Linked DNA regions of Homo sapiens: region 2 is linked to region 1. A link is a loop called in an ENCODE intact Hi-C map of the cell type or tissue named here. Cell type or tissue: HCT116. All regions are shown on one strand. Each heading gives the region's core, and the rest is flanking DNA. Links, peaks and the distances in the headings are about the cores only.

Region 1 (15,606 bases), core at 4,578-12,577:
GCTCATATAATCGTGAGCCCTAGCCTTGCATTTTCATTCTCTTGTCTGGTCATCACTGGACAGTTGCCTCTGCCATGTCTACTGGACAGGACTCAGGATGGTCACCAGCAGCTTTCCCCTGCATCCCTCCCCAAAGCCCAGAAACCCTGACCACCCCGCCGGGCCTGCCTCCTCCCCGGCCTTGGAGCCCAACCTGGACTCTGCAGTTGGTCCTTTGGCGCCATCTGATGGTAGACATATGAAACTACAGCAAATGGGGGGACTGGTGAAGGAGGAAAAGTTGGAGGAGGAAGAGGAGGAAGATGAGAGGGAGATGAGGAAAGAGGAAGAGGAAATAACTTGTATAGCCTATATGGATCACCATGTGCTTTGGTAGAGACAGAAAAATCTAGGCCCTACCGTTTTGCAGCTTTGTGACTTTGAGCAGTTCACAGTTCCTCCCTGAGCCTCAGTTTCCCCATCTGTAAAACCAGGAAAAATAACCCAAACTTAAGTGTTAACCTTTGGCAGGGTATTGACCAAGAGGGAGCTTGAGGGGGCCTTTGAGGGTGTCAGAAATACTTCTGTCTTGATGGTCACACGGTTTTAAAAAGTCATTGAGTTGTACACAAAGTTTGTGTACTTTACTGTATATATAATATATACATTATATGTAATACTATATATAGTATATATAATATAAACATATAATATATAACATATATATTATATATAAATTATATATATAAAAATTATACCTCAACAAGAAAGGAAGCAATAACACTAATCTACCTTTAACGGTGAAAACCAAGAGAAATCATGTAAGAAAGGGGCTTAGCTCAGGGCCTGGCACCAAGTCAGGATGCATTGAGGGCGATGGTTATCCCTGCTGTCACTCAGCACTTTCAAATATAGCTGTGCTTTATTTTGCAATGACCCTGTAAGTTGACTTACTTTTTATAGCTGAGGGATTGAGGCTTGGTGAAAACTTGCTCTAGATGATCTAATTCCGTGCCCTAGACTTTTTCGCCTGGGCATAGCCCTCAAGCTAGGATAGGCTGAGCAGGGCCCAGGGCAACAGAGCTGTGTGGACAGGCTAGCCCTCAAGGGCCACTGCACCTGGCAAAGCACAAGACCAAAATGTTGTCCACTTGTTCCCAGGAGACCTGGCTCTTCCAGGTGATGAGGCACCAGAGGAACTTCTCTCAAGAAAGCAGGCATCAGCTGGCCAGAAGGAGTAAGGGCAGAAGAAGGCAGCAGGGCAGCACAGGGCACAGGGCTGGACAGGCAGATCTGGGTCTGAATTCAGGATCCTCTGGATGAAAGGGGGCAAGCTGCTTCTCATCCATGGGGGTCGGGTTTCTCATCTGCAAAATGGGGACGAGGACACGTGCCCTTCCTGCTGCTCAAGGTTGCTGTGATAGCTGAGTGAGACCATGGAGTGAAGACTCTGGTCCTCCTACTGACCTTACAGGATGGGCAAGAGCCTCTCCATTTTGCAGATGAGGAAACTGAGGCACAGACACTTCAGACCCCACCCAGCTATGACCCATCTCCCACCTGGGACCTCAGCCCCAAGGTGACTCATGGCAGAAACACAGCCCAGGGAAGAGGAACAAAGGTTTTGGGGGGAGGTGGCCTAAAACCTGCCCAGAAACCTCAGTGCTGCAGATGACACAGAACCACCAATACGGCTAAAGGGACTGGGTGGGGCACTTTAGAAAAGCAATAGGAATATCATCCCAGCCCTGAGGTTAATTCAGATCGGGGACCCAGAGTTGGGTTCTCGATGCCTTGTGATGTCCAAGCAGCTTCCCAGGCCTCCTTCCTTCACGGAGCTCCTGGGACCATCTCCTCCTCCTGCATCCTGGACAGGGGTCATGTAATTCCACCCCATTCCCATCACGGGGCCAGTGGCCCCATGTCTTAGTCTGCTTGGGCAGCTATAACAAAAATACCATAATCTAGGTGGTTTACAAAGAGCAAACATGTATTTCTTATAGTTCTGGGAGCTGGGAAGTCCAAGATCAAGGTGCCCCAGATTTGGTGTCTGGTGAAGACCCACTTTCTCATGTACAGATGGCACTTCTTGCTGTATCTTCACAGAGTATAAGTGATGAAAGAGCTCCCTCAGACCTATTTAATAAGGGCACTAATCCCAGTCAACTGTCCTCATGGCCTAATTGCCTCCTCAATGCCCCACCTCCTAATACCATCACATCGGTGATTAGGTTTCAATGTGGGAATTTGAGGAGTACACATTCAGACCATAGCACCCCATGACCTACCTAAGGCCACCCAACTGGTCATAGCCACCAGGTGCTGCAAAAGCCTTGAGCTCATCTAGTGAGAACCCTCATCTATCAGAGAGGGAAAGGGCTTGTCTGAGGCTGCACAGCAGAGCTGGGACTGGAAGCCAGACCTCTGCACACCAGGCCTCGAGGGGAACCACAGGTGCTCAGGCCTTCTGAAAGCCACCTCATCACTGTGAGAGGGCCTCAGCCTCCACTGCTACAGCTGACTCTGCAGCCCCTCCCTCCAGCCGTGGTGACAGCAGAGCCATGGAAGCAGCTGGGCCTCCCAGTCCAGGCCCCTCTGGGATTGCCCTTCCCAACAGCTTGGCATGGCCCTGGCCCGCCACCTGGTGGCCACAACAACAATTGCCAGGACGTAGCCTCAGGCTCTGATCCCACCTCCCTCTCCCTGGGGGCAGCCTCTGCTACAAGGCAGTGGAGGAGCCCATGGCTCTTCCCAGAAGCCCTCTGCTCTAGTGGGCAGCATTTCTGAGACCCCTACAAAGTGCTTGGTGCTAAGCCCCAGGGCCACAGAGGCCTCTCCAGGGGTGAGGGTCACACATCTCTGAGACCATGAAGTCAGGCTGGACCGACCCTTCTAACATGATTTCCTTTAGGCAACAAAGAGTTCCTGGCACCGAGAAGGCTTTTACTTTGCAAACTCAAATGTGCAAGAAATCATCCGTTTTCACATTTGCTTTCAAATTTTCTCTCCAGTTCCTCCTCCTGGGCTCACCCACGCCTGAACTTCCCCCACCTGAGAGAGCACAGATGACAGCAAGTGTCCGTGGCCCCAGAGGGAAGGAAAGGGCCTCTGGGGTCACTGCAGTCCCTCTGGCCTCAAGCCCAGGCTGGCCATGTCTGTAGAGGTAGGAGGTCCCAAGCTCCTGCGCTTCCAGGGGCTCAGCAGTTTACACCCCGTTGGCAGCCCCAGCTTAAGGTGCAGGCTCCCTCGCAAGCCACACAGCCGTTCTCGTTGGAGGCCCTGCCACCTCTTGGGGTGCAGGGATTGGTTTCCTGTCACCCATGGGTCCCACCACCCTCAGGGCCCTTTATAGGCTGGGGTGATTTTTGCTTTCTTTGCTGGTTCTCTCACGAGCTAGATGTTCTAGTTATACTGCTATGCTACAAACCACCCCAAAATTGAGCACATAAGACAGCCATTTTATTATAGCCATGGATTCTGTGGGTCAGAAATTTGGAAAGGGCATCATGGAGACAGTTTACCTCTGCCCATAATGCCTGAGGCGCCGGCTGGAAGATTAAGGCTGGGGTGACTTGACGGTGGTGGCAGGAACCCTCTGGTGGGCATCCTCACGTGCAGGTCTGAGGCCGACACGGGCTGCCACCTGGGACACTGACCCATCTGCTCCACTCCACGTGGTCTGTGAGTTCTTTTTAGCACAGCAACTGGGTTCTAAGAGTGGATGTCGCAGGAGAGCAAGGCAGAAATGCGTGGCATTTTCTAGATCTAGCCTGGGAAGTTACAGAGCATCTTCTGCCATACTCTACTGGTCAAGGCAGTCACAAAAGTCTATGAATCAGAGATGTGGGGTGGAGTTGGGCTCAGATTGAGCACTGAGTGAAAAAGCTTCACTGCAAACAGGGATACCCCCAGAACAAAGTCCAGGCTTTGTGGGGAGGAGAAATGAAGCAGATCTGCTAAAGCCAAAAGATGGAGAACTGCTTCTGTCTGTGAGTGGGGTGGGTTGGCCAGCAATACCTGGGCTTCACAGGTCAGTATGGGGCTGGCTGAAGGCACCCACCTGGTGTTTAGGGGGCCCAGGGGCCTCCATAGAGCAAGATAAGTGCCACGTTAGCACACCAGGGTCACCAGGCAGCCAGGACAGGTGACTATCTCAGGGTCTGATGGAAGCTCAAAGTCCAGATGCTCTGCTCAGCCCACTCCCGGGCTCCACACTGGTCTCCACCATCTGTGTGACCTGGGCTGATGACATCTTCGAACTCCACTTTCTCACCTGCAAAACGGGGCTAATTATAGTTCAATGAGTCATAGCCCATTTCAGGGGCAAGTTCTAAATCAGTAAGGCAAAAATTAGGTACACACAAAACGACCCTTGAGAACCTCTTATGCTCCCCACCAGCATGGATACACATGGTTTTGTGTATACAGTTGTGAAGAGTAAGTCTAATGAATGTCAAATGTGGACAACTGATGAAGCAGAACAGAGGGTGGATGGGGTGCAGTGGGAAAGCCAAGAGGGAGGTCTGGACTTCTGTGCCATCTGCCTTTAAGGAAATGCCCATCTCTAGTTGAGTGGGGGACAGGGCAGGGGTAGGGGTGGGGTTCCTCTAAGCCTGTCAGGTTTGCTGACTGGCTTTTCCGTGTTGCTTTCACACCAATCCTCTGTAGTGTTAAATGAACTGATAGATTTGCGTGGCATTGTACAAATTAAACTAGTTAATATACATAAAGGCTCCAGCACAGTTCCTGGCATATAATAAGTGCTCAATAAATGTGGGTTGGATTTTTTTTTTTTTTTGTGAGACAGAGTCTCGCTCTGTCACCCAGGCTGGAGTGCAGTGGTGAGAGCTCAACTCATCGCAACCTCCAACTCCAGGGTACAAGTGATTCTCATGTCTCAGCCTCCCAAGTAGCTGGGACTACAGGTCTACACCACCATGCCTGGCTAACTTATTTTGTGTGTGTATTTTGTATTTTTAGTAGAGACAGGGTCTCACCATGTTGACTAGGCTGGTCTCAAACTCCTGGCCTTGGCCTCCCAAAGTGCTGGGATTACAAGCGTGAGCCACTGCACCCCGCCCTGGATTCATCTTAATCTCGCTTGATCAGACCCATGCACGTGGCTCATTTTCAGCCAGTGCTGCCATCCTGGTTGTTAAAATATCAGCATGTGTCCACTCCAGTTGGTAAATAGCTGCTGTCTAATTCCCCATGAGTGTGACCCGCTGCCCTGCTGCCCTGGCCTCTTACGTGGGATCCCCGTGTCTCCCCATGATGCAGCAGCTTGAGGGGTGGCCTTGGTCCAATTGGGCCCCTGGGACCTGCTCAAGTACCAGGCCAGGTCTGTTCTGACTGTTGGTCCCATGAGCTTCTGGGGTTAAATATTTCAAAGATCACTCCTGCCCATGTGCCCACTGCTCTGTGAAAAGCTGGAAGCAGCAGCCAGGCACTGCCTCCTGCACTCTCGGCTGGCATTTCCTGCTGGGGCCCACGGATCCCTTGCTCAGCCTGGGCTCTGGCTCCTGCCCTTGGACAGGATTCCAGAGGCAGGTGTGTCCTCATGGTGGGGCCTCACTCCCGAGTGAGGACGAGCTGCCTCCTTTCAGGGAATGTGGTGCCCAGAGGCACCAGGGGCCTCTCAGTGGCAGCTGTCTTTGAAGTCCTTGGACCCATTTCTCCCCAGCCCTGCCTGTAGCTATGTGGGGACCCAGGCCCAGTGCCACTCAGACTTTCTCAGCCTGCCCCTGAAATACCCACTAATGCCAACCAAGAATTAACACATGCACCCGCAGGCCAGGCAGCCTGCCTGAAGCAGCTGACACAAGTGTGAAATTTCTTTGAAGTCTTGGGTTTTGTCTCAAAAAATACACGCAGATTCTGCATTCTGCTCCATAATGTTTCCATTTTTGTTTAAATCTAAAAATAGGGCTTTAAATGACTTCCAGTGAAGAAAGTTGCCTCTCCAGGAAGATGTCGGGGCTTAGCCTGTGAGACTGTCAACACCCCTGGCCACAGGCCTCTGGGCACTCAAGGCTGGAAACCGAAAAATGTTGTCCCCGCCCCTCAGGAAAGGTTGAGTCTGACTTTTCACCTCTGACCTGTGCTTAGGCACCCTCTTTGGGTCACCTCCTATTTCTGTCCCTCTGAAACTGCAGTTGGCCCTGACCCAGAGTGGTGAGGAGTGGCGGTCTCTTGCTACTACAGGTAGGATGCAGGCTTGGCAATGCCAGTGGCCATGGTTCTACCCACCCCTGCCTTGAAAGGAAAATAGCACAGCTCAAGAAAAGGGACACCCAGAGACAGCAGTGCCCTGACAACATCACTCACTCTCCTTGACCCAGCATCACCTTGGATGTCGCAGGGCTATGTGACCAGAAATTCCTCATGTTGCCCCTAAACATGGTGAGGCCCTGTCTCTACCATGCACAGATGAAAAGAGTCCTAATTAATCAACTCTCCCTAGAAAGGAGACCACTCGGAGGAGCCCTACTCATTCTCAAAATATTCAGAGGCTATCCTGCGGAGGAGGGAGAGTATCTGTTCTCTGTGGCTCCACTGGGCCACAACCAAGACTGAGGTGTGGGAGATGGAACAGGGCAGATTTAGGATGGTGGGAGGAAGTGCTTTCTGAGTCAGATCTTTCCAGGGAAAGCAGGGCCTGCTTATCAGGTAGTGAGCTCCTGTCCCTAGGGGTATGTAAGTGTAAGCTGATAACCTTCTGGTAGCAAAAAGGTAGAAAGATTGAAGCACTAGATGGGGAAGGGTGGGCTTTTGTCTCTAAAATTCCTTCCCTTTCTGAGTCTCTGGTTCCATGATACTCTCTAAGCCCTGTTCAGGGATGTTTCCTCCCCATTCCAGTGTCCAGGGTTGCTCACAGTCACCACTCCTTTCAAAGCTGGAGGCACTGCAGCAGTGAGCAGGTGGGCATCTGTGCCCTGTGTGACCTGCTGATAGCATAGACGTGGTTATCAGCCCTCTATATGTCAGGATTCTGACTAGGAAAACTCAGTGACCCAAAGTGACCTTCATCCAAACCTCTCCTTTATTTCTGTAGTTTATACACTTTGCGTGCAAACACCCCTGGGAGGGACAGTACCTACACCTTTGGCAATGCTAAGCTTCACACAAAGAATTTTTCATCTCCTTTCTTGGATCGGGGTGGCTTTTATTTTTCTTCCAAGAACAACTAATCCTTATGCAGACCCAAGAAGTGGCAGCTAAGCTTCGGAGCCAGAAAAATGAGAGCCCTGAGTACATGCCCTTACAGAGATCTGGCTTGCCCACATGTCACCCCCAACCCTAATTGAACTCACCAGGAAAACGTAAAAGGGGGGTGGGGATGAGAGGTGGGGCATTTAGATAGCATTACAATTTTTCTAAAGGGCCAGGTAGGAGTTTGAGGAATTTCTTCTAAGCCAGTCACTGATGGGGCCAGGTAGGAGAAATACCCTGAAAGCAACATGCAGCCGGACCCAACTATCTGTGAGCTGGAACCGCCAAGGGGCTCTCCTCTGACCTGGGGGCTAAAGTGCCCAGAAAGAGGACAGGCCGCTGCTCTGGCCTCCCCGGCGCAACGACCTCACCAAACAAGGCCCCTTCAGGAGTGTCCTGGACCGGTGGCCACGAATTGCAAGGCCTCGCTTGCTCTATACAGGTTGTGCAGGACATAATCCAGGTGCGGGGTGCAAGGAGCTTCACATCCCATTCCCTCACCCATTTGTAAAGGTGTTACTTCATTTGTCCAGCAGATGGCAGTAAAGTATCCCAAACAAGAGGCGCCTTTCTTTGCGTTGCCCAGAAACCACTGGTTCTGCTCCTGGGTGGCAGAAAACTTGGAGAAGACAATCAGCTCTCCAGATTCCAATCTAAGAGTCAGATTCCCCCCTTACCCCCCTTTTTTTCTTTCTATTTCCACAACTATTTTTAATAAAAGCTTTACAGTTTTCGACGTCCAATGGTTCCCCGAGACTTACCATAAAACTCAGCTGCCACCTCCCCACCTCATCTCACCAGCTCTCTGGGACAGGCGACCACTTGCAACTCTGGGAGGTGTCTCTTCTGTTTTTAAATCTCCATAATTCTAAGCACTAGTTCTTGATTTCACCATTTTCGACACCATCTTTGACTTACTGTGATGGAAGATGAAGATTTATCTTTCTTACAATCCATCCCACCCTGTCCCTCCACCACTTCCCCTCCCATCTCTCTCCCAGCATGTCTCCCTATTTTTGGTTCTTGATATTTACTCGTCTTCTTTGCCATCTCTGGACTTACGGGGTGCCCTCTATGCCAAACGGCATTCCACCCAACATTGCTTCGGACCAACGAACCCATTTCACAGCGACAGGACAACAGGGACCTTGGGCCCGTGGAAATCGCTAGTCTTATCATGGACTCTCTCTCATCTGGAAGCAGCTGGCCCAACTGAAGGGTGGAATGGCCATGTGAACACTCAGTTAAGGTTCTGCTTGAGAGACAATGGCCTGAAAGGTTAAAGTTCTGTCTTACAGGATGAAGAATATGCTTTGATGAGGTGACCAGTAGAAGGTATGGTTCCTCCCACATCCACAATAACAGGGCCCCAAATCAGAGAGTGGGAGTGGCTTTCCTCACTATTACACCTAATAACCACATGCACTCGAACCCTCCGGGCTCTGTCGATTTGAAAGGTTTTGTTCCCGAGGGAGAAATGCTTCCATCGCGGAACACAACCAGGGGCCCATTGAGTTGGTCCATGAGACTGGACACTATGGGTGCCTCCTGCCACTGAACTGGCAACATGGGAGGAAGTCACTCTGCTGTGTGGCACATTTGATCCTGGTGATCAAATCAGGCTGATACTGTACAATGGGAGACTATGTCTAACACCCAGACAACTTTCTGAGTACCTCTTTTTTTAGCTTTAATTTTTATTGTAATAGTTTTTTGGGGTACAGGTGGTCTTTGATTACATGAATAACTTCTTTAGCAGTGATTTCTGAGATTTTAGTGCACCGGTCACCCAAGCAGTGTACACTGTACCCAATATGTAGTCTTTTATCCATTACCCTCCCAACCTTCCCCCACAAGTCCCCAAAGTCCCTTATATCATTCTAATGCCTTTGCATCCTCATAGCTTAGCTCCCACTTACAAGTGAGAACATACAATATTTGGCTCTCCATTCCCAAGTTACTTCACCTAGAATAATGGCCTCCAGCTCCAACCAAGTTGCTGCAAAAGACATTATTTCATTCTTATGGCTGAGTAATATTCCATGGTGTATATATAACACATTTTCTTATCCACTGGTTGGTTGATGGGCACTTAGGTTGGCTCCATAACTTTGCAATTGCAAATTGTGAGGCATAAATGGGTGTACAGGTGTTTTTTTCATATAATGATGTATTTTTCTTTGGGTAGACACCCAGTAGTGGGATTGCTAGATCAAATGGTAGTTCTACATTTAGCTCTTTAAGGAATCTCCATACTGTTTTCCATAGTGGTTGTACTAATTTACATTCTCACCAGCAACATAAACGTGTTCCCTTTTCATGACATCCATGCCAACACCTATTGTTTTTTGACTTTTTAATGATGGCCGTTCTTGGAAGAGTAAGGTGGTATCTCATTGTGGTTTGGATTTGCATTTCCCCGATGATTAGTGATGTTGAGCATTTTTTCGTATGTTTGTTGGCTCTTTGTATATATTCCTTTGAGAACTGTGTATTCATGTCCTTTGCCCACTTTTTGATGGGATTATTTGTGTGTGTGTGTGTGTGTGTGTTTCTTGCTAATTTGACTGCCTTGCAGATTCTGGATATGAGTCCTTTGCTGGATGCATAGTTTATGAATATTTTCTCCCACTCTGTGGGTTGTTTGTTTACTCTGCTGATTATTTCTTTTGCTGTGCAGAAGCTTTTTAGTTTAATTAGGTCCCATTCATTTATTTTTGTTTTTGTTGCATTTGTTTTGGGGGTCTTAGTCATGAATTCTTTGCCTAAGCCAATGTCTAGAAGAGTTTTTCTGATGTTATCTTCTAGAGATGTTATGGTTTCAGGTCTTGGATTTAAGTCTTTGATCCACCATGAATCGATTTTTGTATAAGGTGAGAAATGGAAATCCAGTTTCATTCTTCTACATGTGGCTTGCCAGTTTTCCCAGCACCATTTATTGAATACAGCGTCTTGTCCCCAGTTTACGTTTTTGTATGCTTTATCAAAGAGCAGTTGGCTGTACTTATTTGGCTTTATTTCCGGGTTCTCTATTCTGTTCCATTGGTCTACATGTGTGTTTTTATACCAGTACTACACTGTTTTGGTAACTATAGCCTTATAATATAGTTTGAAGTCGAGTAATGTGATGCTTCCAGATTTGTTCTTTTTGCTTAGTATTGCTTTGGTTATACAGGATTTTTTGGGTTCCACAATTTTAGGATTGTTTTTTCTAGTTCTGTGAAGAATGATTATGGTATTTTGATGGGAATTGCATTGAATCTGTAGATTGCTTTGGGCAGTATGGTCATCTTCACAATATTGATTCTTCCTATCCATGAGCATGGGATGTGTTTCCATTTGTTTGTGTTATCTATGATTTCTTTCAGCAGTGTTTTATAATTTTCCTTGTAGAGATCTTTCACCTCTTTGGTTAAGTATATTCCTAAATTATTTATTTATTTATTATTTTGCAGCTGTTGTAAAAGGGAGTGAGTTCATGATTGAATTTCAGCTTGGTTGTTGTTGGTGTATAAGAGTGCTACTGATTTGTGTGTGTGTGTGTGTGTGTGTGTGTGTGTGTGTGTTTTGTTTTTTTTTTTTTTTACAAAAAATCACATTGATTTTGTATCCTGAGGCTCTACTGGATTTGTTTATCAGATCTAGGAGCTTTTTGGATAAGTCTTTAGAGTTTTCTAGGTATACAGTCATATCATCAGTGAATAGTGAAAGTTTGACTTCCTCTTTTTCAATCTGGATGCCCTTTATTTCTTCCTCTTGTCTGGTTGCTCTGGCCAGGACTTCCAGTACTATGTTGAATAGAAGTGGTAAAAATGGGCATCCTTGTCCCAATTCTCAGGGGAAGTGCAATAGAACCACTCATGTCAAAGATGTTAGAATTAGCACAGGGAATTTAAAGCAGACTTTATAAATATGCTCAAGGACTTAAAGAACAAAAATGTTTATAATGAATGAATAGAGGGAAAATCACAGCAAAGAAGTGGAAACTCTAAACAAGAACCAAATAGAAATAGAAATTCTAGACTTGAAAAGTACCATATATGAAATTTAAAAAATTCACTGATATGCATAACAACAAACAAACTGGCAGAAGAGTCAATGAACTTGAAGCTTGATAAATAGAAAGTATCTAATCTGAAGTGGAAAAAGGTTTGAAATAAACTAAACAGGGTCTCAGAAATCTGTAAGATAATATTAGTTTCCTTAACACATGTCATTAAAGTCTTAGAAGGAGAGAAAATTGATACCAGAGCAGAAAAATTATTTGATAAACTGTCCCAAACTTGGTGAAAAACACAACTTATATACTCAATAAGCTCACTGAACCCCAAGAAAGATAAAAATAAAAGGAAGCAGTTCCTAGGCACATCATAGTCTAAAGATCAAAGAGAGAGAAAATCTTGAAAGCAGCCAATGAAAACAAAAACCAAACCAAAACAACCAAACACACAAAAAAACCATATCACACATAGAGGAACACTTGCATGAAGAATGAATGAGTTATCATCAGAGACAATAGAAGCCAGAACATAATGAAATACCATCTTTAATGTGCTGAAAGGGAAAAAAAAACTTAGAATTATATATCCAGAAAAAAATCCATAAACATGGGGAAACAAAGATATTTCAAATAAATGAAAATTGAGAAAACTCACTGCCAGTAGACCTGTTTCACAAGAAATACAAAAAGAAGTTCTTTAGGCTGAAGGGAGATTACACTGAAGGATACTCAGATTTACAGGAAGGAATGAAGAACATTAGAAATAGTACACATGTAAATCGTTATAAAGGAAAAAACTTTATTTCCTTAATCTAAAAAAGATATAATTATTTGGAGCAAAAATTATAACACGGTATTATGGAGCTCATAATGTATATAGCATGTGTGTGTGTGTGTGTGTGTATGTCTATATATATATAAAATAAAATTAACACAAAGCAAAGGTTCTTACTTTGATGTGAAGTGACAAAATATCTATGATAAGGTAAGGACTCATATTAAAATTGCTAGAGGAAATATTACAAATGCAAAGAGGTTTTGCTAATGCAAAGAGGTTTTGATAAAAAGTAATAGAGAAAAGGTTCTTTAAAAAATGTTTAACTCAAAAGAAAACAAAAAAGGAGGAAGACAGGAACAAAAGATTCAGGTGACAAATAGAAAATCAACAGCAAAATTGATAGGCCTATACTCAACTATGTCAATAATTATATTAAATATAAATGGATTAAACACTCTAGTTAAAAAGCAGAGCTTATCAGACTGAGCTAAAAGAGAAAGAACCAATTGTGTTCTCTATAAGAGGCACTCTTTCAATAGAAATATATAGTTAGGTTGAAGGTATAAGAAGACAAAAAGTTATATCATGCAAGCATTAGAAAGCTAGAGCAGGCCAGGTGTGGTGGCTCATGCCTATAATCCCAGCACTTTGGGAGGCTGACGGGGGTGGATCACCTGACGTCAGGAGTTCGAGATCAGCCTGGCCAACATGGTGAAACCCTGTCTCTACTAAAAATAGAAAAATCAGCTGGGTGTGGTGGCAGGTGCCTGTAATTCCAGCTACTTGGGAGGCTGAGGTAGGAGACTCACTTGAACCTGGGTGGTGGAGTTTACAGTGAGCCAAGATCATGCCATTGCACTCCAGCCTGGGTGACGAGTGAAACTCCATCTCAAAAAAAAAAAAAGAAAAAAAGAAAAAAAAAAGCTAGAGCAGTGATATTATTATCAGGTTAAACATGTTTTAAAACAATCAGTATCAGCTGAGATGAAGAACACTTTATCAGAAAGGCATGACAATTACAAACAATTACAAATATCAGAAAGGTGTAACAATTACATACAAATGTGTATGTGCCTAATAAATCACCTTCAATATACATAAAAAAGCAATCCTGACTAGACTAAAGGGAGAAATAGACAAAATGTACAGTCATGTTTGGAGACACTACAACCCCTGTCTCAGAAATTAACAGAACTAACTGACCAGAAATCAGTTAAGGTATAGAAGATTATGAATAACACTATAAAGTGCTTTGATTTAACACCATTTATAGAACACCACGTCAAACATCTCCAGAGTACATATTCTTTGCAAGTACATATAGAACATTCACCAAGACATACCACATACTAAGCTACAAAATAAGCCTTAAAATTTTTCAAAAGATTGAAACTTTACAGAGTATGTTCTCTGTCAACAATAGAATTAAGTTGGATAGCAATGACAATAAGGTATCTAGAAAATCCTCAGATAATTAGATATTAACATATCTTTAAATAACTCCTTGGTGAAAGTAGAAATCAGACAGAAAATTATAAAATATTTTGGACTGAATAATAACGAAAATATATCTCAAAATGAGTGAAGTGCAGCTAAAAGTGCTTAGAAATTTATAGCTAGAAATGTGAGAAAATAATTTTTTGTTGTTTAAGCCACCCAGTCTTTTGTACTTTGTTATGGCAGTCCTAGAAAACTAATATGATGTATCACACTTCAATAAGAATCAGGGCTCCTTGGACAAATGGCTGATTCTAGAACTGGGGAAGGAAATATATGACATGAGCCTGGAACATCTTGTAGCTCTAGAAAGTAGGGAAAGGCTCAAATGCAAGAAAGAAAAAAATACTCACAAATTGATGAGCTGTCAAAGGAGAACAGGAGTCCACTTAAAGAGTTCCCAATGCCTCCGGGTGCAATGGCTCACGCCTGTAATCCCAGCACTTTGGGAGGCCAAGGTGGGAGGATTACCTGAGGTCAGGAGTTCGAGACCAGCCTCACCAATATGGTGAAACCCTGTCTCTACTAAAAATACAAAAATTAGCTGGGTGTGGTGGTGTGCGTCTATAGTCCCAGCTACTTGGGAGGCTGAGACAGGAGAATTGCTTGAACCTGGGAGGCAGGTTGCAATGAGCCGAGATAATACCACTGCACTCCAGCCTGGGCAACAGAGTGAGATGAGACTCCATCTCAAAAAAAAAAAAAAAAAAAAAGAGTTCCCAGTGGCCAACGTGGAAATAATTTGAACAATAAAATTAATAAAGTTCCATTAGATGATAACCCAAAGCATAAAATAAATATCCATAAGTCCATACTGATATAAGTCACTGATGCAATAAATTCATAAATGGGAGAAGGCAGATAAATCTCTCATGCAGAAGAATTCCAAATAATTTATTTAAAGATGCTCAGCCCTCAAAGAGGAGAAGCAGGTTGAGTGTGGTGCTAATGCCTGTCATCCTAGCACTTTAGGAAGCTGAGGCTGCAGGACTGCCTGAGGACAGAAGTTTGAGACTAGCCTGAGCAACATAGCAAGAACCCTCCTCTACAAGAAAAAATATAATTAGACTGGTGTGGTGGCGTGCACCTGTACACCCAGCTACTCAAGAGGCTGAGGCTGGAGGATCACTTGAACCCAGGAGTCTAAGGCTTCAGTGATTCATGATCACAGCACTGCATTCCAGCCTGGGTGATAGAGCAAGATGCCATCTCAAAAAAAAAAAGTTAATTTAAAAAGAGGAGGAGCACAGCTCCCCACTCTTTAGGTATTGGCTGCAAATAGTGACTTCGTTCCGACGAGTACAGTATGGAAAGAAGGGAAAACGAGTAACTGTACTGTGGGAAAACCTGACCAACACTAACTCAGCCAGGTCTCTAAGGCCAACATTAACAGTTATAGATAATGTTGACAATATATATACTTGATATGATGTGGTGAAAATGGCACTTTAACTGTGATTTTCCACCCAATAAACCATAACCACAGTCATGACATTAAAAAAAAATTGAACAAATTCCAACAGTGGGACATCCTACAAAATGCCTGGCCAGAACACCTCAAAACTATCAAGATCATGAAAAAAAGAGAAGGAAAAGAAGTCTTTGAAATTGCCATAACCAAGAGGATCTTAAAGAGACTTGACAGTTAAATGCAATGTGGTATCCTGGATAAAATCCTAGAAAAGGAGAAAAACAACAAAACAAAAAACCAGGTGAAACCTAAAGAAATATGAATGAACTATGGACTTTAGTTAATCATAATGTATCAAAATATTGTTTGATTAACTGTAACAAATATAGTTATGTAGGATAATAGTTAGGAGAAATTGGTTAGGGGTGCATAGGAACTCTGTACTGTTTTCCCAATTTTTCTGTAAATCTAAAACTTCAAAAAATAAAATCTACCAAAAATAAAAAATATTAGCAAATTAAATTCATCAACACATAAAAATGATGACACATCATGACTAAGTGAGTTTCCTCCCGGGAATGCAAGTTTGTTTTAACATTCCAAAACCAATTCACCTGTTAATGGAATAAAGAGGAAATATCATACAATTATCTCAACAGATGCAGAGAAAAAGGATTTGACAGAATTTAACACTCATTTGTGATAAAAGCATTCAGCAAATTAGCAGTA
Region 2 (15,606 bases), core at 4,957-12,956, 140 kb after region 1:
GGGGCAGAGGGGAAAAAGAGACAGAGAGAAGGGACAAGAGTGAGTTTCTGGGATCTGGCAGGGCCCAGGACAAAGCTCCCTCCTGGTGCTGGAAAGATGCTCAAGAGTTCGGACATCTGTGCCCCATATACCCAAACATCTTAGAGGCCTCAGTTTTTCCTTCTGGATACCCCAGCACAGGTCCCAAGTCTATGTGACCATAGAAGGCTCTGCTATACCAGCAGGAAAGCATCCCACCCGGACAATCTATAACTCTAGGAGTCGATCCAGGATGCTTTCATTTCCTTGCATTGGGGATTATTCTCCACTCCCCCACTAGGCCATGCATTCATTCAACAAATATTAAGTGCCTACCCTATGGCAGGCACTGGTCTAGAAGTGGGGATGCAGCAGAAGTTCTTGCCTCCATAGAACTGACACTAAAGTGTAGGAAACGGCCAATACCATGATATAGAAGGCTGGCCACTGGGTGGCCTGTGATTGGGGCATGTTAGAGTACCAAGAGGGAACCACCTTTGCTACATGACTTCATATCCTCACATCAAACCAGGTCCATGACAACAGCTCAGGGGTCCTGCAGCTGGATTTTAAACTCAGACCAGAAAAATGAAGCCAGCTCCCAACTCTTCATCCCCTTGATTCTTGGTGTAAGCATGTTTGTCTGTTATCAAAATAGGAGATCCCCTGCTGGTTGGTTGAGTTCTTCTCATCCGTACTTTTTAAAGTTTTATTTGAAGACCCCCAACTTCATGTGGAAGAGGGATGAAGGCAGACTGCCTGTTCCTGCACGCTCCCCCAAACCCAGGGCACTGCACCAAGAGAGCTGGCCCCAAGGAAATCCACAAACAGGTCACCAGGCGAGCTTTCATGTCACATCACAAGGCTGGACTGGATTACTTAGTCAATGTTTCCAAAGCTAATGTGAGAATAATTGTTACTTTGTATTTATTGCTGTAATTATCACCTCTGGGAGGTTAGTTTGTTATTTCTACAGAGAGAGTTGAGAGACGAAGTGTTGTACTGTAATTGTCCTGACAGGAGCTATAAAAGAGAGCAAGAAGCAAAGAATTGTCTAAAGGGAATGAGATAAAAGCATTGAACTTTGACCTTTGACTCAGGAACCTGCCAGCAAGACCAACTCTTCTGATTCCATTAGCCCCAAGTCTTTTGCTCGAAATTCAGAATGCAGTGGCAATTCTTTATTTGTACCCTGCTATAAATAGAGACTTATTTATATCTTGCTAGGCGCATGTGGCTTCCAGTCCAGGTATTATCTGGCTAGCTGAGGATGCTTTCCTGCTCATATAGGAGAGCTTGTTTTGGTCTCCGAGATGCTGGACCTGGGCTGGGGTATCCAGAAGGAAAAACTGAGGCTTCCAGGGTGTTGCAGAAAAGCTTATTTGGGTATATGGGGCACAGACGCCTGAAGCCTCAGGCCTCAGCCCATGTACCCACACACCTTCTGCCATCACCCACACTCAGCTGGTGTGAGGGTGGCAGTTGGCAAAGGCTGAGAAGAGAGAAGAGACTGGGGTGGGTGGCAGGAGTGCAGTGGTGGTGAGTTCAGACAGGAGGGGAATAACCTGGCCTTCCTGACATCTGCCTGAAAGGTGGGTCCAGCCAGGTGTGGGTGACAAGGGCTGGGCCAAGTTTTCCCGACAGCCCAGGCCCTTCACTCCACGGCTATAGTCTGACCCTTGGCTTCTTGTGCTCTGTGGTTAGGGCTGATGGTTCTCATAGTGGATCTCCAAGGTAGGGAACCCCAGGTAGCTCACACTGGGGTCCTAATGGATGGGATTGATCCAAGAGTAAATGGATGGGAACTCATAGAAGTGAGTGTGTCCTCGAAAATCAATTTGTGAACTTAGGGTGAAGAACACCGCTGAGCATGGCTCCGTAGATGTGCTCATATTCCACCTCCCTGCTTACCTGTGACCATTTCCTCCCAGGCACCACCTCCCTCAGCACACACTCCCGGTAGCTGGAGGGGCCTTGGCCATCCTCTCACATCTCACTCACCCTTCCCCAGGAGCTCCTTGGACTGGTTAGAGTGGAGGTTCTTGGCTTTAATCAGCACCACCAGGAGGCGGTTGGCAGCCGGGAGGTAGCTGATGGATAGTAGGACCTCTCCAGCTCCTGCAGATGGCTCCTGAAACAGAAAAGGAGATGCAGGAGGGGAGTCTCACCTGGGGACGCCTTCCAACCCATCAACAAATGCTGAAGCTGGAACCATGCTGGATTTGCATCCAACACGCATCCTTGAAACCATTTACCCGTCAATGCTGGGGTGTCCACCCTTGCAGAAGAGAGCAAGGCACAGAGGAATTCCATGCGGCATGCGCTTCAATAGCAGTTTCTTTGTTTGCCTCAAAATGTGATTTTTCATATACCATATACTCAAATCCAACATACAAAACAGAACAAAGAAAGGCTACTCAGAATGCAGCAGCGGGGAGGAGGCCAGAATTCCCCATTACCCTTCACCTTCTGCCACCCCCAAGCTCCTGGGACACCTCTGTCCTCTAGGGCCTCAGAGAACAGTTTCAGAATCCCTGCATGGACCCATCAGGTTCCTGGGGCAGCGGGAGAATTGTAATTCATTACTATGTTTGAAAAGATAGTTCTTTCCAGCTCCAGGAGGTTGCTTCATCAACAGAATGACAAGTAATGTCAATGAAGTGCTGGGGTGTATGATGGTAGATCATGCCCAGAGGCAACTGGCAATAACCACACCTTGAAGGAGGTGCTGATGCCCCTGTGAGGCATCCAAACAAACACATCTATCCCTGCACGCAGCTTTAGAGTAACTCTCCTGAAATTCGTACAGGAGTTTATTTGGAATTTCAACAAATCCGTCAAGGGACAAGAATGACCGAAAGACCCCTCCTAGGAGGTGGGTGTTTGGTTGCAATCCAAGCTCTGGGGAGACCTGGCAGGAAAGAGAAGGGAGTGTGTGGGCAGGGATCAGCTGAAGGTCAGAAGTCTCCTCTGTTGAGCAGGAAGAAGATGCCCTTCCCTCGAAATCCCAAGGAAGAGGCAGATGTGTGGCCTGCTGTGCCAAGATGGAGTGGGGAGTGGGAGTGGGGGAAGGCCCCATGGAAGCTTGTCCCTCCAGATGTCACAGCTTTCAGTCCTGTGGCCCTTCCCTCCAGCTTTGTCCCTCTTTCCCAGCTGTGCAATGAGGGTAATTCAATGAGGTCTGGTACCAGGCTGGAGCCCTGGCTAACAGCCACCGTGACTCCCTAAGCTTCCTCCCCTTCTGTCACACCCAGGATGTCTGTTCATCCATCCTGGACCAGGCACTCAGAAGGGTTGAAATCGGTTTTTCTTTGCTCACTGTGGCCTCTAGTGGATTCATTCATTCAGCAAGCATATGCAATGCACCTACTATATTCCAGATGCCATAATTAAAGCCATGAACTAAACAGAATCAGTCTCAAAGAAGCTTGCAGTCACATGGGGAAGACAGAAAGGAAGTGATTAAATATATAACATCGGGCAGCATTAAATGCTATGAAGAAATATAGATATCAGAGGATGAAGTGAGAAAATGCATATAGCAAGTTCTTAGTAAAGGTCATAAATTACAATTCTAATGACAACAGTCAAAACAACAATTATTAATAACCCAGAATAAGAGTAATGCTGAGAGCATAGACTCTAAACCAGATTAACTGTGTCTGAGTTCCAATCCTACCATTTACTACCTCTATGACCTTGGGTAAGTTACTTAACTTTTCTAAGCCTCCATTTCTGCATGACCCCAATGATTCCACAAGTCTTGAGGGACTGGTCATATGAAGAAATGATTTGGGAGCCTCAAAGGATCTTGGCAATGAAATGAATGGTAGCAGCTAACATTTATTAAACACTGTGTGTGAAGTGCAATTACATTGTCCATCCCACTAGAAAGTAAGCTCCACTGTGGCCTCCATTCACACTATGCAACTCCAGCACCTGGGACACAGTGGGCACACAATAAACATTTGTGAAAAAAGGGTAACACATTCCATTTATAATCTTGATGACAACCTCAAGAGGGCTACTGATTTTGTTCCCATTTTAAGCACAAGAACCTCAGATTCAGAAAGGGAACATCATTGCCAGAGGTCATGTAGGCAGGAAGTGGCAAAACCAAGCCTTGGAAAGGAGGTCCAGTCTGACAGCAAAACTTAAGTCCTGAATCCATGGCTCTCCAGCTTTCTCAGTTGACAGCCCTCCCTAACCCTCTCATTTCACAGTGAAGGAACTGAGGCCCAGGGACTTGTACCAGGCACCCAGAGAGGTGACTGCAGAGTTGGGATGGGCACCAGCCTCCTGGCTCATCACTGATTATTAGAGGGCCACAGGTAGCCCGGGCTATAGCCACAGGGTTACCAGACTTGAGTCCTCTGCTACCTACAGACCAGGTGAGAGGAGTCAGCACCTGTCAGCCTCTGCAGGGCTTTTCACTTTTGCATAGGGTGAGGTCTAACTAGCCTAGCCGGCTGCACCATAGCCAGACAATTTCAACACCTGCTCCCTGGGCACTGCTGCTGAAAGTACCTGCAGACTAAAGTAATCCTTTCTTTCTTCTTCCTTTCCCTGGTTTTCCCTGCCCCTCTCTTTCTCTCAGGTCTTAGTGAACCATGCAAGACTACCCTTGGAGGCTAATATCCAGAATCTACAAAGAAATTAAACAAATTTACAAGAAAAAAAACAAACAGCCCCATCAAAAAGTGGGCAAAGGATATGAACAGACACTTCTCAAAAGAAGACATTTATGCAGCCAACAGACATATGAAAAAATGCTCATCATCACTGCTTATCAGAGAAATGCAAATCAAAACCACAATGAGATACCATCTCACGCCAGTTAGAATGGCGATCATTAAAGTCAGGAAACAACAGAAGCTGGAGAGGATGTGGAGAAAAAGGAATGCTTTTACACTGTTGGTGGGACTGTAAACTAGTTCAACCATTGTGGAAGACAGTGTGGCAATTCCTCAAGGATCTAGAACTAGAAATACCATTTGACCCAGCCATCCCATTACTGGGTATATACCCAAAGGATTATAAATCATGCTACTATAAAGACACATACACACATATGTTTATTGCAGCACTATTCACAATAGCAGACTTGGAACCAACCCAAATGTCCATCAATGATAGACTGAATAAAGAATATGTGGCCCATATACAGCACGGAATACTATGCAGCCATAAAAAAGGAATGAGATCATGTCCTTTGCAGGGATATGGATGAAGCTGGAAACTATCATTCTCAGCAAACTAATACAGGAACTGAAAACCAAACACCACATGTTCTCACTCTTAGGTGGGAATTGAACAATGAGATCACTTGGACACAGGGAGGGGAACATCACACACCAGGGCATGTCAGGGGTGGGGGCCTGGGGGAGGGATAGCATTAGGAGAAATACCTAATGTAGATGACTAGTTGATGAGCGCAGCAAACCAACATGGCACATGTGTACCTATGTAACAAACCTACACGTTCTGCACATGTATCCTAGAACTTAAAATATAATAATAATAATCAAAGACTGCTCTTGGAGTGGATTGCCCTGTGAGTCACTCTTGATGCACATGGCACTTTTGGCTGAGTATCTTCCAGCTAGAACTGGGCACCGTGGGCAAGTCTGTTAACCCATCTGGCCTAGAGAAGAAAAACATCTGGGCTGCAATGACTGAGGGCTCCACTCACCTTGTTCAAATCAGCCCACACCCTCTAGCTGGGGCGAGGGGCTGCCTGGCCTGGACTTCCAGCTTTCTCCTGCCCTATACACCCAGAAAGTCACCTCCTACTTCTGACTCCATGCCACCCTCTGAGGTTGTTCACATTTGTAGTAAACAGGTCAGTGATCAAAGTGGTTGTGAGTACATATTTGCAGAACAGAAACAGCTACAGAAAGTATGATAATTATTAGGATGGATGAGCTGCAAGGTCAGGGCTTCATCTTAATTACTGTTGCTATGTCCCCAGCTCTTGGCACAGCGCCTGGCACATGGTAGAAACTGGGCAAGGTATTTGCAGAATGAATGAATGAGTGAATGATGGCTGCTCTTCTAGAGGGCAGTGAGAGAAGCTGCTAGGTGCCTGAGACTTCTGCCTAGATTGGCTGGATTTCTGCCCTTTGGGGCTGTACCAAGTCTCAGAGCCCAGCAGGGGAGTCTCTGCATCTCGAGAGAAAGCTAGTTTACTAGTTTAATAATCCTAAGTATTGATGCCTTCTCCCAGGATCCCCATCTGTGATTCCACAGAAGTCCCAAATCACACACTAATTAGAGAGTGGGCTTTGGAACAGCTGAGTTCCATCTGAGAGTGGCTGTGATTTTTCTAACAATTTTCTGAGCCTGGGAAAGAGGAAAAAATGGAGCAAGGAGGAAATCATAGCAAAAAGAGGAGCAGACAGCGGGTGAAACGTACTCTTCCCTCCTGCAGTCTGGGTGTCTATTAGGAAAGGTGCCTGCTGGTCACACCTCATATTTGTCAGGTGGCTTTCATGGCAGGTAATGAGATAGCACAGGATTTCGAGTCAGACCAACCCGGCCTCAAGGTCTGCCATTTCCTGGCTGTGGGACCCTGTGTGGATTCCTGAACTGCTATGACCCTGTTTCCTCATCTGTAAGAGGGATAGTCATGGTGTCTCTCTCATCTGGTTGATTTGGAGAGTGGCAGCACTCAGGTAGAGTCCTAAGCATAGTAACTGATGGTGAGCATTAAAAAATAGTACCCTTGGCCGGGTGCAGTGACTCATGCCTGTAATCCCAGGACTTTGGGAGGCTGAGGTGGGGTAGATCACAAGGTCAGGAGATCAAGACCATCCTGGCCAACATGGTGAAACCCTGTCTCTACTAAAAATACAAAAATTAGCTGGGCGTGGTGGCGTGTGGCTGTAATCCCAGCTACTCAGGAGGCTGAGGCACGAGAATCGCTTGAACCCAGGAGGCAGAGGTTGCAGTGAGCCGAGATCGCGCCACTGCACTCCAGCCTGGCAACAGAGCGAGACTCTGTCTAAAAAAAAAAAAAAAAAAAAAAAATAGTGCCCTAATCAGTATTTTGCTTTTTGCTTTAGCATGAGGGTTGTCAAACATTTTCTGGAAAGGGGCTAATATAATAACACCTATTTGGGGCTATGCAGGTTATACAGTCTTTAGATCAGTATAGCACTGCCAATCTGGTTGAGAGACTAGTCACCCAGAAGGTTTCCTCAAGGAACCACAGTGCAGGCCCTTAGATGAGCTTTGACCCAGGGGCCTAAGTAACTACATACCATCTTGTAGCCCTGACCTTCCCAGATCCCCTTGCTGTCCTGGCGCATGGGAAACAATGATTTTCTCCCCAAGGGTCCCCTCTCTTGAGGGCTGTGGCATCTCAGAAGACCCTTCTTTCCCACTTGTGGCCCCCCAACAGCAGATATGGGGAAATCATCTTGAGTCTGGGGATTGCATGGACCACCGGGCTCTGGGCCTGCCCCCAGCCCTGATTGCTCCTTCAGAGCCTAGCACACGGGGCCTTCTAGAATTCTTTATCAGAGCACATTGGTTAGGTCTCTCTTACATGGCTCAGGGTGGAACACATCAAATATCGTCATCATTTGTCTGTGCCAATTTGTCCCCTAGTCTGTACACTCCTGAGTGGTGGGGCTCCACCCTTCATGCTCACCTACACAAACGGAGGAAGGTAGAGTGTCCTGCAGTGTCTGCCACATCGTAGGAGCACACAGAGTATAACTGGATTGAAATGGGGACAGTACTTCATAGCAGTAAAGGTAATACACACAGCATGGCATTTTCCATGACGGCAGAGAGAGTCTTTGCATGGCAAGTTAGAGCCAAGACTAGGAGCAGACACTAGGAATCCCAGATCCTGGGCTATGGGTCTCCTCTAGCCCTCTGCCCCATTCAAGATTCCAACCTCCCTTCCAGCCCCAAGCCAGGGAGGTCTCTGAGGCTTGTTCCCTAAGACTGAGTTGCTGGGAGGACACCAGGTTCTGCCATCCCATGCTGCACGGGCAGGTTTTACCTTTCTAACCCAGGGGTTACCCTACCTTCGCTGAAGTCTTCAGCTCGCCCCACTGGGCAGCCCCTAGAGGCACAGATGTCCCGTCCAGGCCCAGGCGGAGCTCCCCGGCCACGCTGTGACGGGAGAAGCGGTCGCAGGTCCTCAAGGTCAGCGTCAGGGTGGCTGTGGGGAGCTCCTCCTCCGCCAGGGGGAGCACCAGGCCCTCCTCCCAGGTGGTGTGCAGCTGCCGCTTCTTTAGGGCTGTCTGAGCCTCCACAGAGCCGGTCCTATTGGCCACACTCCCTTGGACGTAGCAGTCACAGCCTCCGTCGTGGTTGCTGGTCACAGCTGCAGGCAAGGAGAACAACACAGGCGTGGGACTTTCTGAGGACAAGTGGAGGGGGCAGAAGCACGCCTTGCTTAGGGCTGTGGAATCCAGCTTAACGACGTGACCTTGGGTGTCAGAAAGGCTGACCACCCTGGGCACCAGGGAATCGCCTTTCAGTGAGACATTTAGAAATAGATCATTTGAGGGGGCTGGCCTCAGCACATGCCGATTCTCTTTCTTGGAGAGCAGGGACAAGACTTGGCATTTCCTGGAGCCCTCTGAACTCCGGATTCTGAAATTTTGCCAAGGTGCCAAGGCTTGCTGCTGGGGGCCTTTATTAGTGGTGCTGCTGACATGTAACCATTTGTTCTGAACTTTAAATAGTCACCACATAACCATTTTCCATGAGAATCACTTGGCTCTTACCTCATGAGTGAGTGTGGCTTTATGTTCTGAACCTTGGTGTTTTCAATGCTTCACAATGTGTGGCTCTGCCCAGAAATGTACACCTTGGGTACTTTTCTGACTGGCTCTTCAGGGATCGTTTGGAAAGTGGTAGCTGACATTTCACAAGAAGAGAAGATGAAGAACTGAGGCTATGTGTCTTAACAGCAAGAGCTTTCCACTGAACTTCAAGGGACTGCTTAGTCCTGGCTCTGTCACCAGTTAGATGCAGTGATCTTTGACAAGTCATATGACTTGCCAGACCTCAGTTTCCTAATCTGTAAAATGCGCTAGTGTGAAGACCAAACATAATAAAGTATAGGAGGAAGGTGCTTTAAAATCTTAAAAGATAATACAAGGAAAAAGCCTCAGAAAATAGAATTATATACAAAATTCCAATTTATCTGACCCCATTGCTAGCCCTGATTCCTTTGCAAAGTCTTAGCTTTAGTTGCTGACCTTAAAGTGAATTGTCAGGGCAGAGAAACCAAGGACATCCTGCCACCCTCAGGCCGCTTGGCTCTTAGATTGTAGAAACTTTTCTGACCATTCGGAACATGCTGTGTGTCCAGCACAAAGCCCTGTCCAATTTCAAATTCATCTATGGCAGAGACGACTAGTTCTTCACCCCAAACTCATTGCCTTTCCTTCCGGGGCACCTGTCGGCCCACATTTCCCAGCCCACTTTGCAGTTGAGTGTGCTCATGTGACTGAGCTACGGCCAATGGGATGCAAGCGGAAGTGACGTCCACCAAGTCCAGGTAAAGGCTGTTAAGGAATGATTACGCCCTCTCCTTCTCTTTCTCCTTCCATCTGCCAGATACAGATGGCAAGGATACAAATGACAAGGAGAGGGGGGTTATGGAGCCACAGCTGGAAGGAGTCTGGTCCTTGAATCACCATTTGGAGAAAAAACGTTTGTCAACCAGGAATCCCCACTTTGGACTGTTGGGGTTGGGAGTGTGGGAAATCTTTGTGTCTAAGCTCCATGTGTTCCAGGGTCTGGTTGTTAGAGTCCTAATCCAGTGCTCTCTCCAGCTGCAGATGATCCCATCCTGCCTGCACAGCTTCTCCAGGGGAGATAGACACACAGAAGCCCACGAGAGTCAAATAAGAGCCATACCTTCCAGGCGAGTCACAAACAATTCTGCCTTCTGACAGTCATAGTCCAGGCAGTAGTGGAGTTTGGGGGCCTGGTTCCAACTGGCAGCCTTCTCTGGGTTCCAGGTCTCCATGACACAGACATCCTCCACCACACCTGTTAAGAAAGTCGAAATCGTCACTGCCACCCACACTGGGGTTCTGCTTTCCTGATTACACCTTTCTCATCTCTATCACCTATGCCAGGAACCCAAACCCAAGTCTTCCCAGCTGTGTGCAGAATCACAGTGGCCACACCAAGACAACAGGTGGGGTCAATGTCACAGCCCATTAGGCTGCATCTGTGTCCACTGGCTCCCTCATCAACCACACAAAACAAAACAGAGACTACACAACAATCTACTCTCCCTGCTTTATGTTTTGTCTTTCTAAAACGCCTACATATTCTTTGGGTCAGGGACGATCATGTCTCTTCTTCCCATATCTTCCCCAGTGCCCAGCAGCAGCATAGTACACCTAAAGGTGCTGCACTCTTGATGTGGATGCTGATGAAAAGGAGAGTAGAAATAATAACAATATGTTTCGACGGGGCATGGTGGCTCATGCCTGTAACCCCAGCACTTCGAGAGGCCAAGGCAAGAAGACCACTTGAGCCCAGGAATTTGAGACCAGCCTGGGCCACATAGTGAGATCTCATGTCTACAAAAAATAAGCAAAAATTATCTGGGCATGGTGGCATGCACCTGTAGTCCTAGGTACTCAGGAGGCCGAGGTGAGAGGATCACTGGAGCCTGGGAGATTGAGGCTGCAGTGGCCCACGATCATGCCACTGAACTCCAGCCTGGGAGACAGAGCAAGACCCCATCTCAAAAAAAATGTGCCTGGGACCTTATCTCAAAAAAACAACAAAAAACCCAATATGTTTTTTGTTACCTCCTTTGTGCCAGGCTCTGAATTAAGCATTCTATGTGTGTTATTTTATCTACACTTTACAACTCCCCTACCAGACAGATAATAGTCTAGTCTCATTTTATAGATGAAGAAACCGAGGTTCATGGAGTTACAGCATGACCCATGCCACACAATAAGTGTATGAAAGGGCAGCAAATTAAACCCTTGACTCTGAAGCCCATGGTTTTAACCATGGCTCTTTATCCTCTCTCATAGTTGCACACATATGACTAGAAAGGGACTCCATTTTCCAGTGGAAAGTTGGCGGTCTGGGGGAGAAGTGGTATGGCAACATGTTGTCAGGAAGAAAGGACCATAATTCTGAGGCCCAGTGCCCATCTGCTTGGCCAGCGTCAAATGCCGGGGCACTCGGCCTCCTCATCAGGCCACACACAGCATCTACAGAGACATTGACAAGCCCCACTGGAGTGCTGCCCATGGAAGTGCAGGGGGCAGGAGACCCCTACCATTCTGAGGGAGGATGAACAGCTCCTCTGTGACCTGCCTCTTGAGGCGACTGTCATTCGGGGGTTGGGGGCTGGCAGGTGCAGTGGGCTCCTCCGTAGACCTCAGTGAATAGTCTGCATAGTTGATGACCTCTGGAGCCGTCACAGCTGGCCTGGGTCCATAGATGTCTGGGAACTTGAGGAGGGCACGGGGCTGAACAGGTTCCGTGGACTTTTTAACATTGAACTGCAAACACAAATTACTCTGATTAGTCCACAAAGGAGCCCTCTTGTCTGTTTCCCCCCATGGAAGGGAGAAACGGTGAACTGACCTGTTGTAGGATGCAGAGGGAGAGTTGTGGTTTCATTCTGCTCTGAAGAGCACAACCTAGGAAGGTCTAACATCATCTCCAAACCCACTCAAATCCACAATCCACTGAGATGTGGGCCTTGTTCATCCATACCTCCTCCATCCATCGGCCCATCCATCCTATGGCTGCGCCCATGGATATTGCCTGGACCTGCTGCAGGTGGTCCCCACTCTGCTGCTCTCATCTGCTCCCCTTGCCTCTTCCTTCTCCCTTCTCCCTTCCTCCCTCCTCTTCTCCACCTAATGGCTCAGAAATGCCAGTGGCTCCCACCACACAAAATCCAGACTCCTTGCAGCTTGCCTAGCTTGATCCTGCTCATCTCTCTGATATCGCCCCCAATCCTTCCTTTGCTCATCTCCAGTCACTGAGCTCCCTGCTTCTCAAACAGCTTGGGCTCTTTCCTTGGTCCAGCTTCCAGCCCCTAACTTTTCCTCCCAAACTGTCCACCCCTACCTCCACCTGTTTTTGCATGGCTGGCTCCATCTCACACCTGAAGTCTGAACCAAGGAGTCCATCTCTAACCTTACAATCTAAATTAAATCCCTCCCCCAAGCCTGTCCCTCCCTATCACCACATCCCACTCTTTGCTTCACAGCATCAATCTCACCCTATATTGTTTTGGTCATAGGCTGGCCTGTTTGTATTAAGACTCTCCCACTAGCATGTGAGATCTATGAGCACAGGAATTATGTCTTGTCTTGCTCCTGCCTAGATTAGCCTGGTCCAAAGCCCACTGCCCCTATGGCTCTCGATGTTTGTCCTGCCTTCAAATCTTTCCCCAGCAGAGCAGTCCCCATCGGAAATATTTATCATCTTATTACACACAGCAACTAGTCACCCTAGGAGAGACATGTATGACTTGCAAAATCAATTTCCCTTTGCACCTCCACCCCCAGTAAGAGTGTCACTGGGCATCAAGTTGCTGTGTCCCTTGTGCCTAGCATGGTGTCAGCTCACAGGGAGCATGCAATCAATACCTGTGACTAGGGCTGCCATATTGAATGGTTTGTGCACTGCACAAAAATCTCTGGATGAGGACAGAGTAGAAGCCAAAATGTAGCCTGTGTACCACTTGCCCAATTGTGTGCTCTAGGCTAGGCCCTTTTCGCTTGGAACGAAAGGGAATCTTTCTTTTCAAAAAGACCCACCTGCTTGTCAACCCTTAAGTATATGGGGCTCCTCACACAGCATCTACAGAGACATTGACAGGGATCTTCTGTCTTTCCCTCCTATTTGAGAGACTCAAAGTTGTATGACAGGTAGCAATAGGAGCCTTCCTGGTCCTCAGGATTGAAGGCCAGGTCTAGAGCTTAAACTGCTGGCACTCTGGGTGGGCAGCCCATAAAAAAGCCCTCAGGTTAAGACAGGCGGATCTGAAGACTGAGGTCTATGACTGAGTCTCCCAAGAAACCTCCTGCCCTCCATGCTAGCCCTCCTGGCCCTCCCATCTCCATGGCTGAAGCGAGTAGTGGGTGCAGATGGCTGGCAGCAGGACTCAGGCTGCCCTACCCAGTGGCAGCAGTGATCCTGCACTGTGTAGGGGAGGGAGTGGACGTGGTCTGGCAGGAGAGGCAGTTAACAGTTTACACTATTTCAAAAAGTTGTGTTTCTAATTTTTGTACCCTCTTTATTTAATTATCCCAGGATGAATCCTGGACATTCTGCCCTGGTTGAGACTCTGTCCCCAACCATTCCTGAAGGAGACCGGACCTAGGTGACAGGGGCATTCCTTAATTAGTTTCATCCATTGGACAAACAGAGGGGATGTGGATAAGAAGCTGCAGCAGGGCCCAAAGGGGCAGGAAGCAGGGGCCGGACTCTCGGGGACCTCTTGGACAACCACTTCCTGCCCCTGCATTTCCAAGTGTTTTCTTCTGAACTTCCCTAAAAGGTAGAGCTTACCCCTCTTGTACAGATAAGGAAACTGAGGCTCGGAGAGATAAGAAACCCTCAGTTCTTCTCTCAGAAACACTGCACAGTAGATTATAAGGTAACCCAAGCGAGGACCTGATTCTAGCCTGATCACCACTGAATGTGCCTGGCACGCATAGGCTCTAAAAGCATTTCTGACTTCGGTGGAGTGAAGTCACTTGGAATCATGCAGCTGGTGAGGGCAGCAGCAGAGTAAGCCTAGATCAGCCTGGCCCAAAGCCCACTGCCCCCATGGCTTTCGACATTTTTCCTGCCTCCAAATCTTTCCCCAGCACAGCAGTCCCCATCAAAAACATTTATCATTATCTTGTTACACACAGCAACCAGTCACCCTGGGAGGGACATGTATGATTTACAAAATCAGGTCCCCTTTGCACCTCCACCCCCACTGAGAGTGTCACTGGCATCAAGGAGGCTGGCTTCCAGTACCAACCCTGCCGCTGGAGCTGGGTCACTTTGGGCAGGTCATTTCACCTCTCTGGGCCGTCACCTTAAGTGACAAGTGATTTGCAGGCTATCCCACTCCACATTCTGAGTTGCTTTTTTAGGCTGCAAAGAGATGAGAGACACCATTGCTTTATTTTCAGGTATAGGTGAGTTAGGGATGATCACAAACAGGTGAAATAAATAAGTATATTTGGCCACTCTGGACCACAATACAGAAGCAGACGGGAGGCAGTATGTGTAAATAACACATGATGGCCAGTGCACAGTACATGCAGGGCACAATCAGGGGTGCCTGGGAGGCCGAGCTGGCCTTCAGGGAGGAGCCAGGGCATGACTGAGACCTTGAAAGAGAGGGGGATTTGGAAGGCAGAGGCGAAGACCGGGCTTGGGGGAGTAAAAGTCTGTGCTTCTGACAGCAGATGCTCAGGGTCCTTGGAGGAGACACACAGAGCGATGACTAATGTCCCCGTCTTTCTACCCTACACAAAGTCACCTCCACCTTCAATATCTCATATAACTCTGTATTACCTTCATCCTACTGTTTCACAATGAGGAAACTGAGGCTCAGGGAAGCTCACGATCATACAACTGACAAGTGGTATGTATCATCCAGCCTCCAGATGTTTTCACTTCAAATTTCTTGTCATTTCCATTGCCCTGCAGCTGCTTCTCAACACCACCCCCTTGCCCCCTGCAAAATCCCTGTCGGTCTTGCCACTGGATTCTAAATGGCAATCACAGCATCTCAGGGGCCCACCCACTGCCACTCCCTCCCATTCATCGGCACAAAAGCGTTCCCAGAGGCTGCTGGGCCTCAGCACACACCTGACTTAAAGTCACCCTCTACTGTCACTTGGTTGGGACCAGAACTAAGACTGTTTGGGTGGTCTGGGAAACATTTTTGTGTTTATATTTGGTTTCATCCCAATTCAATCGTCTGAGAAAAGGGCTGGGCTTCATTCCCAGTTTGATGCAATTTGGATGAATTTGCATTTTCAAGGGGGAAATAATCACTGGGCTCAGCTCTGAATGAAGTTCACTCTGTGTTGCCTCAAGTCTTGACACTCTGGCTCTGCCTTCCTCCCTCCTCAGTGGATCTCAATTTGTATGTCCCTGATAACCTCAGGAGCTTGTTACCAGAGCTTAAAATGCACCCCTAGAGCAAAAGATTGGGCATTTCTTGGTTGTCTACCAATATCCATTCCCTCTCCCATCTACCCGCCCTACACAACACCAGGTTGTCTAGGTTCCATCCCATCCCCAGCTCCCAGGAAGAGGTCAGATCCTTCCATTTCTTGGCATTATCTTGGTGACTGATTCCCAGGGGTTGGCACCAGTCCTGGGGAAACCAACCCAGATGGAAGGGAGGGACTTGGATTCCACAGTAGTAGAAGTCCCCTCCTCCCTGGACAGGAAGCGGGTGGCCCTGCCTTGTGACTGCAAGGTGAGTCAGCCTTGGGGCAGCAGAGTGGAGAGACAGAAAGAACCTGTGTCCTTGATGGCAATGTCATTAAGCTGCTCAGCCAACCAATCCAGCAATCTGTCTTGCTTCTGCATTTCAAGTTACGTGAGTAG

The links. A loop is a pair of places that touch in the nucleus more often than their neighbours do. Peaks named below come from ENCODE experiments on the same cell type or tissue, not always from the same donor. Only the 100,000 strongest peaks of a DNase experiment are listed, where the experiment ranks them.
Region 2: it touches region 1 in a loop (4-fold over the local background); 10 of 110 quality-filtered maps call a loop at or near these places.

Annotation. Positions count from the first base shown.
Region 1 is chr11:45,103,069-45,118,674 of GRCh38, forward strand. It overlaps LOC105376652 (a long non-coding RNA gene), which reads right to left. Exons shown (of 6, transcript XR_931241.3): 4 at 7,953-8,108; 5 at 4,040-4,252; 6 at 3,417-3,690. It also overlaps a transcript of PRDM11 not described here. Among named protein-coding and RNA genes, the nearest start is that of PRDM11, 36 kb to the right of the region's middle. RefSeq lists silencers at 1-284, 2,632-2,721 and an enhancer at 7,570-7,864. In HCT116, for the core only: a CTCF peak has its summit at 7,719 (motif pointing right); a DNase peak (open chromatin) is centred at 7,733.
Region 2 is chr11:45,244,364-45,259,969 of GRCh38, forward strand. SYT13 (synaptotagmin 13) reads right to left here. Exons shown (of 6, transcript NM_020826.3): 2 at 11,303-11,528; 3 at 9,907-10,041; 4 at 8,058-8,359; 5 at 2,020-2,149. Among named protein-coding and RNA genes, the nearest start is that of SYT13, 34 kb to the right of the region's middle. In HCT116, for the core only: a CTCF peak has its summit at 8,199 (motif pointing right); a DNase peak (open chromatin) is centred at 8,258; H3K4me3 peaks cover 1,154 bases.